3 separate regions of the Homo sapiens genome follow, and all the other regions are linked to region 1. A link is a contact called in ENCODE Hi-C or POLR2A ChIA-PET data. All regions are on one chromosome and are shown on one strand. The core of a region is the stretch at or near the end of the contact, and the rest is flanking DNA. Distances in the headings are between cores, read along the strand shown.

What was found. A loop is a pair of places that touch in the nucleus more often than their neighbours do. ChIA-PET counts read pairs that join two places held with the same protein, here RNA polymerase II (POLR2A). Pooled maps may share reads with other maps.
Region 2: a pooled map shows a loop between it and region 1 (5-fold over the local background). The contact joins the enhancer-like site here to the promoter of RANBP3-DT in region 1. A Hi-C loop is called at or near these places in 5 of 50 pooled maps. POLR2A ChIA-PET finds 5 or more read pairs at or near these places in 3 of 52 experiments (GM10248, K562 and PC-3).
Region 3: a pooled map shows a loop between it and region 1 (4-fold over the local background). The contact joins the promoter of VAV1 here to the promoter of RANBP3-DT in region 1. A Hi-C loop is called at or near these places in 1 of 37 single-sample maps with no recorded cell type and 7 of 50 pooled maps. POLR2A ChIA-PET finds 5 or more read pairs at or near these places in 1 of 52 experiments (PC-9).

The regions. Positions count from the first base shown.
Region 1 is chr19:5,976,717-5,980,808 of GRCh38, reverse strand. RANBP3-DT (RANBP3 divergent transcript) reads right to left here and starts at 2,406. Exons shown (of 4, transcript NR_046376.1): 1 at 2,295-2,406. It overlaps RANBP3 (RAN binding protein 3), which reads left to right and starts at 2,669. Exons shown (of 17, transcript NM_007322.3): 1 at 2,669-2,748. The coding sequence starts at 2,727. RefSeq lists silencers at 2,276-2,325, 2,376-2,545, 2,776-2,885.
Region 2 is chr19:6,525,546-6,529,610 of GRCh38, reverse strand. No RefSeq gene overlaps it. Among named protein-coding and RNA genes, the nearest start is that of TNFSF9, 3.4 kb to the left of the region's middle. RefSeq lists enhancers at 678-937, 1,368-1,597. Within about 2 kb of position 1,695, at least 2 of the 41 ENCODE cell types and tissues checked have a DNase peak (open chromatin) inside an H3K27ac peak, as active enhancers do.
Region 3 is chr19:6,769,649-6,774,333 of GRCh38, reverse strand. VAV1 (vav guanine nucleotide exchange factor 1) reads right to left here and starts at 1,626. Exons shown (of 27, transcript NM_005428.4): 1 at 1,323-1,626. The coding sequence starts at 1,526. RefSeq lists enhancers at 738-787, 896-1,396 and a silencer at 1,558-1,807.

The sequences.
Region 1 (4,092 bases), core at 1,157-3,656:
GGTGCTAGTGACATCCCATTAGTAACAATATAGGCCATGGCTGAAGGATTCACACCCAGAAAATCAGCAGACGCTACAAAACAGGGTTCAATTTGTTTTATTAATTGTCTTGTGGTCTTAAGAAAGTGATAGAAAAATAAGTAAAATTTACAATAAACTATATACACACACATAAATACATACTAACGAATACATTCTCTTCCAGAGAAGCTGCTGTTAAATATTTACCACATCCCACTGGCTGTTCAGAAAAGTTTAACAACCATGTAAATACATGTGTCCTGGATTAGGAACTGGCAAACTTTTTCTGTAAAGACACAAACAGTAAATGCTTTAAGTTTTGTTGGCCAAAAAGTTTCTGTTAAAAAAAAAAATTAGCTCTAATGTCACAGCTCAAAAGTAGCCAGAGACAATATATAAATGAGTAAGCATTGGCTGTTTTCAAATAAAACTTTATTTACAGACACTGAAATGTAAATTTCACACCATTTTCACATCAATAGATATTCTTCTTTTGGTATTTTTTTTCCCAACCAGCTAAAAATGTAAAAAAATCGGCAGGCGCGGTGGCTCATGCCTGTAATCCCAGCACTTTGGGAAGCCAAGGTGGGCAGAGCACCTGAGGTCAGAAGTTCGAGAGCAGCCTGGCCAACATGGTGAAACCCTGTCTCCACAAAAAAACACAAAAACTAGCTGGGTATAGTAGTACACAGCTGTAATGCCAGCTACTCAGAAGGCTGAGGCAGGAGAATCACTTCAACCCGGGAGGCGGAGGTTGTAGTGAGTCGAAATTGTACCACTGCACTCCAGCGTGGGCAACAGAGTTAGATTCCAAAATAAATAAAAGAAAGGGAAGGGAAGGAAAGGGAGGGAGGGAACAAGGGGAGGGAGGGAGGAACCATTTTTAGCTCATAGACTATATCTGGCCCACAGATTGTAGTACTCCTCGCTCTCTTTTAGATCATACTCAAAAAGGTGCAGAGCTGGGACTCCAACCTAGGTAAGACCTGAAACACAAGGTCCCAGGCAGAGAGACGACCAAGTGCAAAGACCCTTAGGTTGGAATGAGCTTGTGCTCCAAGGATGGAAAGACCCACGCGGCTGAACAGCAATGAGCAAGGGGGAACAAAGCAGGGCATGGGAGCCAAGTTCAGGGGACTTCATAAACCTGAATACAAGGTTTAGGATATTCCAAGTTCAGCTGAGAGCCCTCTGGAAGCACTGAGTGGCCTTGATATTTCCATTTTCAGTCTATGTGTATATATATATATATACACACACACACATATATATGCACACGTGTATGTATATATCTGTGTGTATATATATAGATAAAAACAAAGTATATATGTGTATATATATGGGGGAGGTTCTTGCTGTGTCCCTAGGATGGTGGCAGTGGCACTGTCACAGCTCACTGCAGCCTCAACCTCCTGGGCTCAAGTGATCCTCCTGCCTCAGCCTCCCAAGTAGCTGGGACCACAGGCTTGCACCACCACATCCGGGTAATTTTTGTGTTTTTGTAGAGATGGGGTCTTGCTCTGTTGCCTAGGCTGGTTTTGAACTGAGCTCAAGCGATCCTCCCACCTTGGCCTCCCGCAGTGCTGGGATTCCAGGGGTGAGCTACCGCGTCTGGCTGATTATATTTTTCAAAGACTCCTCAGCCTGCGGCCATGTGCAGAACCAAGCCTGGGGCTTCAAAAGAATGCAGCAAAGGATAGCAGAGAGGCCGCTGTCCAAGTCTTCCATGAGATAGATACGGACGATGTGGCCTAGGGTGGTGACAGCCTGGGGGTGACAATGGGTGGCTCTGGGCTGTATTTTGGAGGCAAGGCCAAGTCCGAAGGATTTGCTGAGAGATTCATAGCAGGTGAGTAGAGAACAACTCCAGGGTGTCCAGGACCCTCCCATGAGCCTTGTGAGTGAGGCTGATGGTCCCATTTTACAGATGGGTAACCTGGAGGCGCGCGGTTCCCCTCCCATGAGCTTGTGAAGTTGATTCTCGTAGCTCCGAGGGGTCGAGTCCCTCGCGCCGGCTCCCCCCGCCCCCAACGCCAGCACCTGGGTCCCAGGGCTGCGCCCCCTCCTAGAGCCTGACCACGACCCCCGCCCCCGCCGATGAGCTCTGATTTACCCCCCAATCCCAAGCACCCCGCGCCCTCTCGCCACTTCCCCCGTGGTTTCAGGAAAGCGTTTGCCGAAGGTACCGGCTCCTAAGGCGGGTAAACTGAGGTAGGAGGCAACGCGTCTCCCGCCCGCGCGTGTGGGAAGCCCCCGCAGGCCCGGCGATTTACCTGGAGGAAGGCCTCGGCTGCGGCGCCCTGAACTGCTCACTGTCCCACCGCGGGGGAACCCCGGAAAACGAGTGGGAAAACGAGTGCTTCAAGACCCGCCTCGGGCCGCGCGGTGCCGCCTCACTAAACCTTAGTCGCTGCCACTGCGCATGCGCCCTTCCCGGCCCTTTCCCCGCCCTCTCAGTCGGCGGGAAAAGGAGGCGGGAGATGGCTCGTGCGCAGGTGCGTGCTAGGAGCGCGGCTCGTCAGGGCAGGCTGCTCTGCAGGGCAGGCGATCCGGGGCTCGCCTCCGCGCGGCATTCAGCGCGCAGGCGCGAGCTGGCCGCCTCACACGGAGTCGGCTTGTTAAGTGCGCACGCGCGGGAGTTTCTGGCAGAAAGCAGGCGAGCCTGGGCCGGCGCGGGGCCTTGTGGGAGGGCTTAAGGAAGTAAAATGGCGGACCTGGCGAACGAAGGTAGGGGAGGCGCCGTTGGGGACCGGCTGGCGGCCGGGGAACGGGCGGCGGGAGGACTAGGGGCCACAAGCCCTTGGGGGGAGCACCGCAGAGTGCAAGGGTTTCGTCCGCTCCAGGCTAGCGCCGTGGCGGGCCTTGCAGCCGCCCCCTATTGCGTCCCCTCAGGCCGGGCTCACCGGCCCGGCCCATCACTCCCGGCAACCCCAGCCACTGCAGCCGTCTGGCTAGAGGAGCCGGGTGGCCATCGGGATCGCAGCCCTAAGGCCCCTCTGCGTCGCAGCCAAGCTCGGGGCTGAAGGGGGCGGGAGGCGCGGCCCCAGTGCTTCGGCCACGGATGTAAATAGACCTTAGGGCCTGGTTGTGGCCCGGAGCGCGCCACGCTCCCTCCCCGCCCCCTCGTCCTCCGCCACCCGGCATCTCCCCTTCCCCGGCCTGGCTGCCTATCTCCTAAGCCCGTGAGGCCCTCGTCCTCCGCGGGCCAGCCGCACACCGCGGACGGAGGAAGCCCAGGCCGTTTTCACCCCGTCCCCGCCCCGAACTTCGGCCCCCACTTCCCGCCAGTTCCCCCCGGATCCTTCGGGGCGCTTCGTCTCCCCCTCATTTAGGCCCCGCCGCAGGATCTGGGCCGCCGAAAACCCTGGCTGCTCTTTGGCCCTTTTTGCTGCACTTCCAGACAAGAGACCGTGCGAGTCCCTCCTCTGTGGAGCGCTGACAGCCCACCTGAGTGTTTTTGACAAGGTTACACTTCCAGATCCCCCGAGAAGGCACCATAAGGCTGATGTCTGCTTCCATCCATAGTCGTGTTGCCATCGCTGTAGCTTCAAGACTTCTGAGGCCTATTTTTAGCTCCCCCCCTTTTCTAGTTGCACAAATGCAGGCAAGCTCTCTACCTGTCTGGCTCTGATTCCCCCATTCGGTGCTCCCTGTGACTGGAGGGTTTTCCCTACCGAATTGCAGTAATGAATGAATGATGATAGGAAGTGCTTGGTCTTGTGGAGCATTTAGGGTAGTTACCAGGTGTGGTGCAAAGTCTTGACATACTGTTTTCCCTGGTAGGAGGTATAGATACTGTTAGCCCCATTCACTTGATGAGGAGACTGAGTCAACGTGGTTAAGTCGCTTATCCAAGGCGTGTCACACAGCTGGGAAGGAGCAGGGATGTGAACCAAGATGGCCTGGCTTCAGATGCCAGACCACGGGTGCTCAGTCCCTGCAGATTCTGATTCTGTGTGGTGTTGGGCGGGCGCTGGGCATCTGTACAGGCAGCAGCACAGGTTCTCTCCCTGATTCTTGGCCATTTTATTCTATTTTATTTTTTGGGACGGAGTCTAGCTCTGTAGCCAG
Region 2 (4,065 bases), core at 446-2,945, 550 kb before region 1:
TGGCTCCGTTATCTCTGTCTCTCTCCATCTCTGACTCCCTCTCTTTATGCATCTCTGTGTCTCTCCCTGTCTCTGTATGTCTCTGGCTCTCACTCTTTCTGTCTCTCTCCCTGTTTCTCTCTGTCTCTGATTCCCTCTGTCTCTCTCTGACTCTCTGTCTCTCCCTGTCTCTCTCCTTTTCCTTCTTTAGTCTCTCTTTGTCTCCTTCCCCTCCTCTCAGCACCCCCTAGCCCCCCATCACTAGGACTCCCCCGGGTTCCCCCACATCCAGCACTTCCTAAGAAGGGTCAGGCTTCAGCCAAGCCTCAACCACCCTCACTCCTGGAGCATCTGCCCCCTGATCCCCAACCCCCCAGTGGAACCCTGAGTGTCATGCTCAGCCCTCCTGGCCACCTTCCCCGGGACCCCTGGGCCTTCCCTGGCCTGCCCCCACCCACCCACTGGATGGTTCCCGGCAGGAGCCCCTCGGGACCCTACAAGCAGAAGCTCGGAGAGTCCAGGTGGAGAAATTCCCCTTGCAAGAAAGGGACAGTGTTGAGCGAGTTGGAGGAAACACATTTCCCATCTGCTCTGGCCTGCTGGAGGCGGCCAATCCGGGGCTGGGAGGATGGGCCAAGAAGCGGTGAAAACTTGGCCCCAAAAGAGGAAGCACTCCCAGATGGAGAGGGACGTGACCCGGGGAAAGCCCTTGGCTGGTGTTGAAGTCCTGGTCTGCCCAGACCAGTGTGGGTCCACAATGGCCAACTCCCTTCCCATCTCCCAGCCCCATGGGAGATGGGAGGGTAGACCACGCCTTTCATCCCTCTGCTAGCAGAAGTCAACAGCCCATAAAATAAAGGGACTTTTGTTTTGCTTTCAGATACAAGGTCTTGCTCTGTCGCCCAAGCTGGAGTGCAGTGGCACGATCATAGCCCACTGCAGCCTCCAATCCTGGGTTCAAGCCATCCTCCTGTCTTAGACTCCTGAATAGCTGGAACTACAGGCACATACCACCATGCCTACCAATTTTTTTTTTTAATTTTTTACTTTTTATAGAGACAGGGTCTTGCTATGTTGCTCAGCTGGTCTCAAACTCCTGGACTCAAGCAATGCTCCTGTCTTGGCCTCTCAGCACTGTGATGCCAGTCATGCGTTACCGTGCCCAGTCATAAGGTAGACTTCTCATTCAACAGAACAAGTATCTTCCAGGTCAGCACTGTGTCTGATCCTGTATTGGGCCTCCCTGGGGGATTGCAGAGAAAACAGTAATGTTACTGGCTAGTGTTGAAGGAGCATTACCAAATGCTAAACACTTCCTATATACGGTTTGGGTACTCCACGTGTGAGGCCCGACCCAGCAACAGGGCCACTATCAATTAGCTATGCAAATTCTAGCACCCCGCCTAAACCTCCGGAAACTCTCAGAGGGGGTGTCCTCCAGAAGATTCCGACGGCCCCGCAAGTTTGAGAATGCCACTTGTGCCCACGTTTTTCCTTCGCATCTGCTATTCCTCGGCCTGGAACATTCTTTCCCCAGAACCGCAACTGCCAGACACTTTCTCACCACTCATGTCTCCCTTTACACCATCCCTTCCGGGTCAAGATGACAAACTGAACCAGCCTCTGTTTTCACTGTCTCCTGAAACTTCACTGTAGTCACACTTGAGCAATTGTTCGTAAACCAAAAAAAAAAAATTACAAGCCAGCAGAACGGAAAGGTGAGTTTCCTTAGATTTCCACCACCCCTAAGACCTACTCGTTGGTGAATCCCCTCAACTATGAATAATGTGGTGGATGGCGGCTAAAATACAGAAGTTTGCCATAGATAAATTTGCAGAAGAAGGCCGGGCGCAGTGGCTCACGCCTGTAATCCCAGCACTCTGGGAGGCTGAGGCAGGTGGATCACCTGAGGTCAGGAGTTCAAGACCAGCCTGACTAACATGGTGAACCCCATCTCTACTAAAAATACTAAAATTAGCCAGGCGTGATGGCAGATGCCTATAATCCCAGTTACTCGGGAGGTTGAGGCAAGAGAATCCTTGAACCCGGGAGGCGGAGGTTGCAGTGAGCCGAGATCGTGCCACTGCACTCCAGCCTGGGTGACAAAGTGAGACTCTATCTCAAAAAAAAAAAAAAATTGCAGAAGGGACACCAACTCCTCTCCACTTTCCATAAGAGAGAATCAGAGAAGCAATTTTTTGTTTTAAGATAGGTTCTCAGCCCAGCATGGTGGCTCACGTCTGTAATCCCAGCACTTTGGGAGGCTGAGGCGGGTGGATCACTTAAGTTCAGGAGTTCAAAACCAGCCTGGGCAACATGGTGAAGCCCTGTCTCTACTAAAAAAAAAAAAACTACAAAAATTAGCTGGGCATGGTGGCACTAGCTTGTAGTTCCAGCTACTTGGGAGGCTGAGGCGGGAGGATCACTTGAATCTGGGAGGTGGAGGTCACAGTGAGCCAAGATTGTACCACTGCACTCCAGCCTGGGTGACAGAGCAAGACTCCGTCTCAAAAAAAAAAAAAATAGACAGCATCTCACTCTGTTGCCCAGGCTGGAGTGCAGTGGTGTCATCGTGGTTCATTGCAACCTCAAACTCCTGGGCTTAAGTGACTCTCCCACCTCAGACTCCCCAAAGTGCTGGGACTACAGGTATGAGCCACCTCACCTGGCCCTTTCTAAGTAATTTTTATTTTTTTGAGGCAGGATTTCACACTGTCACCGAGGCTGGAGTGCAGTGGGTAATGACAGCTTACAGCAACCTCAACCGCCAGGCTCAAGCAATCCTCTCACCTCAGCTTCCCCAGTAGCTAGGACTATAGGTGCGCACCACAATGCTCAGCTAATTTAGTATTATTTGAAGAGATGGGGTTTCACCATATTGCCCAGTCCACCTCCTTGGCTCAAGTGATCCGCTCATCTCGACCTCACAAAGTGCTGGGATTATAGGCGTGAGCTACCTCGGTGGGCTGCTGAGTCGCCAGGTCCTTTTTCATTCTTATTTTTTATTTTATTTTATTGCATTTTTTCCTAAGTGAATGCACACAGGATATTTTATTTTATATGTTAATTGAGACGGAGTCTCTCCATGTTGCCCTGGCTGGTCTCTAACTCCTGGGCTGAATGGGTCCTCCTGCCCTGGCCTCCGAAAGTACTGGGATTACAGGTGTGAGCCACGGCGTGCAGCCTTTTTTTTTTTTTTTTTTTTTTCCCTTAAGAGAAAGGAATGGCCGGGGCGGTGGCTCAAACCTGTAATCCCAGCACTTTGGGAGGCCAAGGCAGGTGGATCACAAGGTCAAGAGATCGAGACCATCCTGGCCAACATGGTGAAACCCGTCTCTACTAAAAATACAAAAAATTACATGGGCGTGGTGGTGCGCACTGTAGTCCCAGCCACTCGGGAGGCTGAAGCAGGAGAATCGCTGGAACCCAGGAGGCGGAGATTGCAGTAAGCCGAGATCACCCCACTGCACTCCAGCCTGGCGACAGAGCAAGACTCCGTTTCCAAAAAAAAAAAAAAAAAAAAAAAGCAGAAAGGAAAACGGGCTGGGCGCGGTGGCTCACACCTGTCATCCCAGCACTTTGGGAGGCGGAGGTGAGTGAATCACCTGAGGTTAGGAGTTCAAGACCAGCCTGGCCAACATGGTGAAACCCCGCCTCTACTAAAAATACAAAAAAAAGTTAGCCAGCATGGTGGCACATACCTGTAATCCCAGCTACTCAGGAGGCTGAGGCAGGAGAATTGCTTGAACCCGGGAGGCAGAGGTTGCAGTGAGCCAAGATCGCACCTTTGCACTCCAACCTGGGCGACAAGAGTGAAACTCCATCTCAAAAAAAAAGCAAAAAAAAAAAAAAAAAAAAAGAGAGAGAAAGGAAAATGGCAGGGTTTCTGGAAAGAGAAAAAAAAATGGCAGGTAGTGGGAAACAGGAGTGTTCATTGAACCTGGAATGTGAATGTTGAAATTAAGACACACACATGCCCTCAGCGCTTGCCTCTACTCCCTCCACATCCAGGATCCAGAAGATGCATAGGTAGAAGGTCGCTCTCCAAGGAAGCTGACCAACCAGGAATAAAGATTTTTTTTTTTC
Region 3 (4,685 bases), core at 377-2,876, 790 kb before region 1:
ACACGGTGAAACCCCTGTCTCTACTAAAAATACAAAAAATTAGCCAGGCGTGGTGGCGGGCGCCTGTAGTCCCAGCTACTCGGGAGGCTGAGGCAGGAGAATGACGTGAACCTGGGAGGCGGAGCTTGCAATGAGCCGAGATGGTGCCATTGCACTCCAGCCTGCGTGACAGAGTGAGACTCCGTCTCAAAAAAATAAATAAATAAATAAAATAAACAGAAGGAGTAAAGGCGCATGGATCTCTTCCACCAATGGCCCTGCCCCTGAAAACCACCCGCCAGGAACCCCCATGGGCCCATCTCCATTAACTTATCCTCCCAGCTCTTCATCTGCAGGGCCAGCCTGAGGACCAGATGGGAGCTGTCCCCTCAGACCTCAGGGCAGGACTGTGTCCCCCAGGCCCCAGGATAGGGCTGTATCTCCTTTCATCCCAGAGGAGATGGGACTCCACCAGCCCCGCCCCGTCCCCCGTTCCCACCCAGCAGCCCTGGGGAACCAGACATGATGCTACAGCAACATAATGCAGCCACATCACACGCCCACCCAACCACATTCAAATAGGGATTTGAATATATTTCCTGAGCCAGTCTCATACAGCCACAGTCAAATCCACCACCACCCCTCCAGCCTGGGCCCCTGCAGAAATCCCTGCCGAGAAAATGCAGCTCTTCCAAGCACCAAGACCTCAGGACCCACTCTCTGAGCCCAGGACTGGGCCCTGCCTTACTATCTCCTCTGAGATGGATGCAGGGAGGAAGCTCAGATCCCTGGGGCTGCAGCCCCCCACCTGCCCCATGCTGCCCCAGGCCCAGGCAGGAAGCCAAGGGGAAGGAAGATGTAAGGGGAAGGAAGGGGCCCAGGGCCCGGGAGGAGGAGACACATGTGGGGGAAGATGTTGGCGGAGGCTCCTCCCCCACATCCAGACTCTGGGGGTCAAAGGAGTCCAAAGCCTCAGGTAACCCAATGGCCACCCTGGGGGTTCTGGGGAGCTCCCCCGAGACCTCTGGTTGGTCCCATCTGGGGGCATGAACCACAGTAGAGGCGCCTGGGGCTTGAGAGAGTTAACCCCTAGTTTGCCAGTTCTCAGCCCAGATGCGGGCCAACTCAGGGCCCGTGAACCCACACAGGGAGCCTGTTAAGCTTGGGGAGGCCACCCCAGAATCTCAGATTGTGACCACCCCCTGGGCCAGCCCTGGACCTGTAAGCATATTCCCTCTCCTTTGCAGGCCCAGAGGTGGAGCAGCACGTCAGCCCCTCGACTGTCAGCCCCGGGGAGGACCCCCGTCTCCAACCCTCAGCACACCTGCCCGCGGAGGGCTCACCTGGGACATCTGGGGGCGCAGGTTGACCTCACGCAGGTTGATGGCATGGGGTAGCAGGTTGTTAAGCAGCTGACACAGAAGGACACCATCCCGGAGGGCCTGGGCCAGTTCACACACCTGAGCCCCATCCCAGGTCACGCGGTGGCTGGGCGGCAGCACCCGGCACTGGATGAGCCAGTGGGTGCATTGGCGCCACAGCTCCATGGCTACCGCCTGCCCAGGGCCGGCCGTGCACCCTCGCAGCCTCCACCACCCACCCGCCCGCACGCCTGCCCTGCTCGCCTGTGGAGCGACAGCTAGTGCTACCACTTCCTCTTCTTTGCCTGTAACTGTCGCCCTGAGAGGGGGTGGAGGAGGAGGAGCCATGGGGCGGGGGGGAGCTGGGGGAGCACCTGCAGCCCAGCCCCACCCCACGCCTTCCATGCAGAATCTGACATCTCTTTCTTCCGCCCACTCGACACAGGCCTGGGCATGGGGAGTTGGGGGGCTGGGGGAGTCAGGCCAGCTAGACTATGAGATGGGTGAGCTTCCTCCATATGCAGACGGCGGCAGTGACACTCTGAAATATACCCAGAATTCACCCACTTCTCACCCCCTCCTCTGTCTGGTCCAGCCCCGTCATCACTCAGCTGGTCTTCTGACTCCAGCCCCCGTACCCCACAGTCTGTCCTCCCTGCAGCCACCACCAGAGGTTGCCTGTGAGCATCTGAGTCAGGGCACACCCTTCTTCTGCCCACAACTCTCTATGGCTCCCACTTTCCTCCAGGGACAAGCCCAAGTCCTCCCCAAGGCCCACAAAACCCTGCTTGAATTGCCCAGTTCCCTCCCTGCCCTCCCCACTCCCTCTCTCCCCCTCTTCACTGTGCTCCAGCCACACGGGCCTCTTCGCTCTTCCTCCAACATGCCAGGAACATACGGCCCTGCCCCAGGGCCTTTGCACGGGCTGTGTCCTCCACCTTAAGCAACTTCATGGCTAGCTCCCTCACCCCTACATGTCTTTGCTCAAATGCTACCTTCTCATGAGGTCTTCCTAAATCCCCTCATTTCAAATCACAGCCTTTTCCGCATTCCATTAGCTCTACCCACCTCCCTAGGTTAAGCCCTGATCTTTGTCCAACAAATCTGATTTTTTAAGTTATTTTTTTCCTTCCTTCCTTTCTCTCCCTCTTTCCCTCCCTTCCTTTCTTCCTTCCTTCCTTCCTTCCTTCCTTCCTTCCTTTCTTTCTTTCCTTTCTTTCTCTCTTTGTTTCTTTCTTCTTTTTTTTTTTTTGAGACGGAGTCTCACTCTGTCACCCAGGCTGGAGTGCGGTGGCGCAATCTCAGTTCACTGCAAGCTCCGCTTCCCGGGTTCACGCCATTCTCCTGCCTCAGCCTCCTGAGTAGCTGGGACTACAGGCGTCCGCCACCGCGTCTGGCTAATTTTTTGTATTTTTAGTAGAGACAGGGTTTCATCGTGGTCTCGATCTCCCGATCTCATGATCCGCCCGCCTCAGCCTCCCAAAGTGCTGGGATTACAGGCGTGAGCCACCGCGCCAGGCTTCTTTCTTCTTTTTTTTTCTTTTGAGACGGAGTTTCACTCTCGTTGCCCAGGCTAGAGTGCAGTGGTGTGATCAGCTCACCACAACCTCTGCCTCCTGGGTTCAAGCGATTCTCCTGTCTCAGCTTCCCAAGTAGCTGAGATTACGGGCATGCATCACCACGCCCAGCTAATTTTGTATTTTTAGTAGAGACAGGGTTTCTCCATGTTGGTCAGGCTGGTCTCGAACTCCTGACCTCAGGTGATCCACCTGCCTCAGCCTCCCAAAGTGCTGGGATTACAGGCGTGAGCCACCGCGCCCGGCTTTTTTTTTTTTTTTTTTTTTTTTTTTTTGACAGGGTCTCATTCTGTCACCCAGGCTGGAGTGCAGTGGCATGATCTCAGCTCACTGCAAGCTCTGCCTCCCAGGTTTTCCCTGACCTCAGCCTCCCAGGCAGCTGGGATTACTGGCACCTGCCACCATGCCCAGGTAATTTTTGTATTTTCACAGAGACAGGGTTTCAGCATGTTGGCCAGGCTGGTCTCAAACTCCTGACCTCAAGTGATCTGCCCGCCTTGGTCTTCCAAAGTGCTGGGATTACAGGCTTGAGTCACTGTGCCCAGGCTCTTTCTTCTGTCATCCAGGCTGGAGTTCAGTGGCATGATCATAGCTCACTGCAGCCTCAAACTCCTGGGCTCAAGTGATCCTCCCGCCTCAGCCTCCCAAGTAGCTGGAACTACAGGCTTGTGCCACTGTGCCTGGCTAATTTTAAATTTTTTTGCAGAGAGGGGCTTTTACTATGTTGCCCAGGCTGGTCTTGAACTCCTGGCCTCAAGCAATCCTCCCACCTCGGCTTCCCAAAGTACTGGGATTACAGACGTGGGCCATGGCACCCGCTCATCATTGTTTCTTTATTGTCTGTTCAAGAATTTATGTTTCTTTGGTTCACTACTGACCCCTCTCTTATGCAGCACCTGACACATAGGCATGCCCCTTAAATACCTGTTGAATGAATAAATAATTGAAAGCTCTATTGACTGCACCTGACATTTATCCCAAATCCATCCCTTTATCACCATGTCCATGGTCACCACCCAAATCCAAGCCACCATCATCCCTCTCCTTATAGACTACAATAGTGTCTTTTTTTTTTTTTTTTTTTGTCTTGCTCTATGGACCAGGCTGGAGTGTAGTGGCGCAATCTCGGCTCATTGCAACCTCTGCCTCCCAGATTCAAGTGATTCTCCTGCCTCAGCCTCCCGAGTAGCTGGGATTATAGGTGTCACCATGCGTGGCTAAATTTTTGTATTTTCAGTAGAGACAGGGTTTCGCCATGTGGCCCAGGCTGGTCTCAAACTCCTGGCCTCAAGTGATCCACCTGCCTCAGCCTCCCAAAGTGCTGGGATTACAGGCACGAGCCACTGTGCCAGGCCCAATAGTGTCTTTCATTAACTCATTCAACAAACATTTACTGGCTTCCCGGCCATTACCTTATCATTAGCTGAAATCATCTTCATGAGATTAGGTCTCTCTGCCCCCATCCCTAGCTTCCACCCCAGTAGAGTGTAAGCAGGCCCTCCCCCGTCCACCTAATACGTGGCCCTCATCATGGAGTTTCTTTTTAAATTATCGTTATTATTATTCTTAGGAGAAAGTTTCACTCTGGTTGCCCAGGCTAGAGTGCAATGGTGCAATCTCTGCCCACAGCAACCTCTGCCTCCCAGGTTCAAGTGATTCTCCTTCCTCAGCCTCCCTAGTAGCCGGGATTACAGGTGCATGCCACCACACACAGCTAATCTGCTCACAGCAACCTCCGCCTCCCAGGTTCAAGTGATTCTCCTTCCTC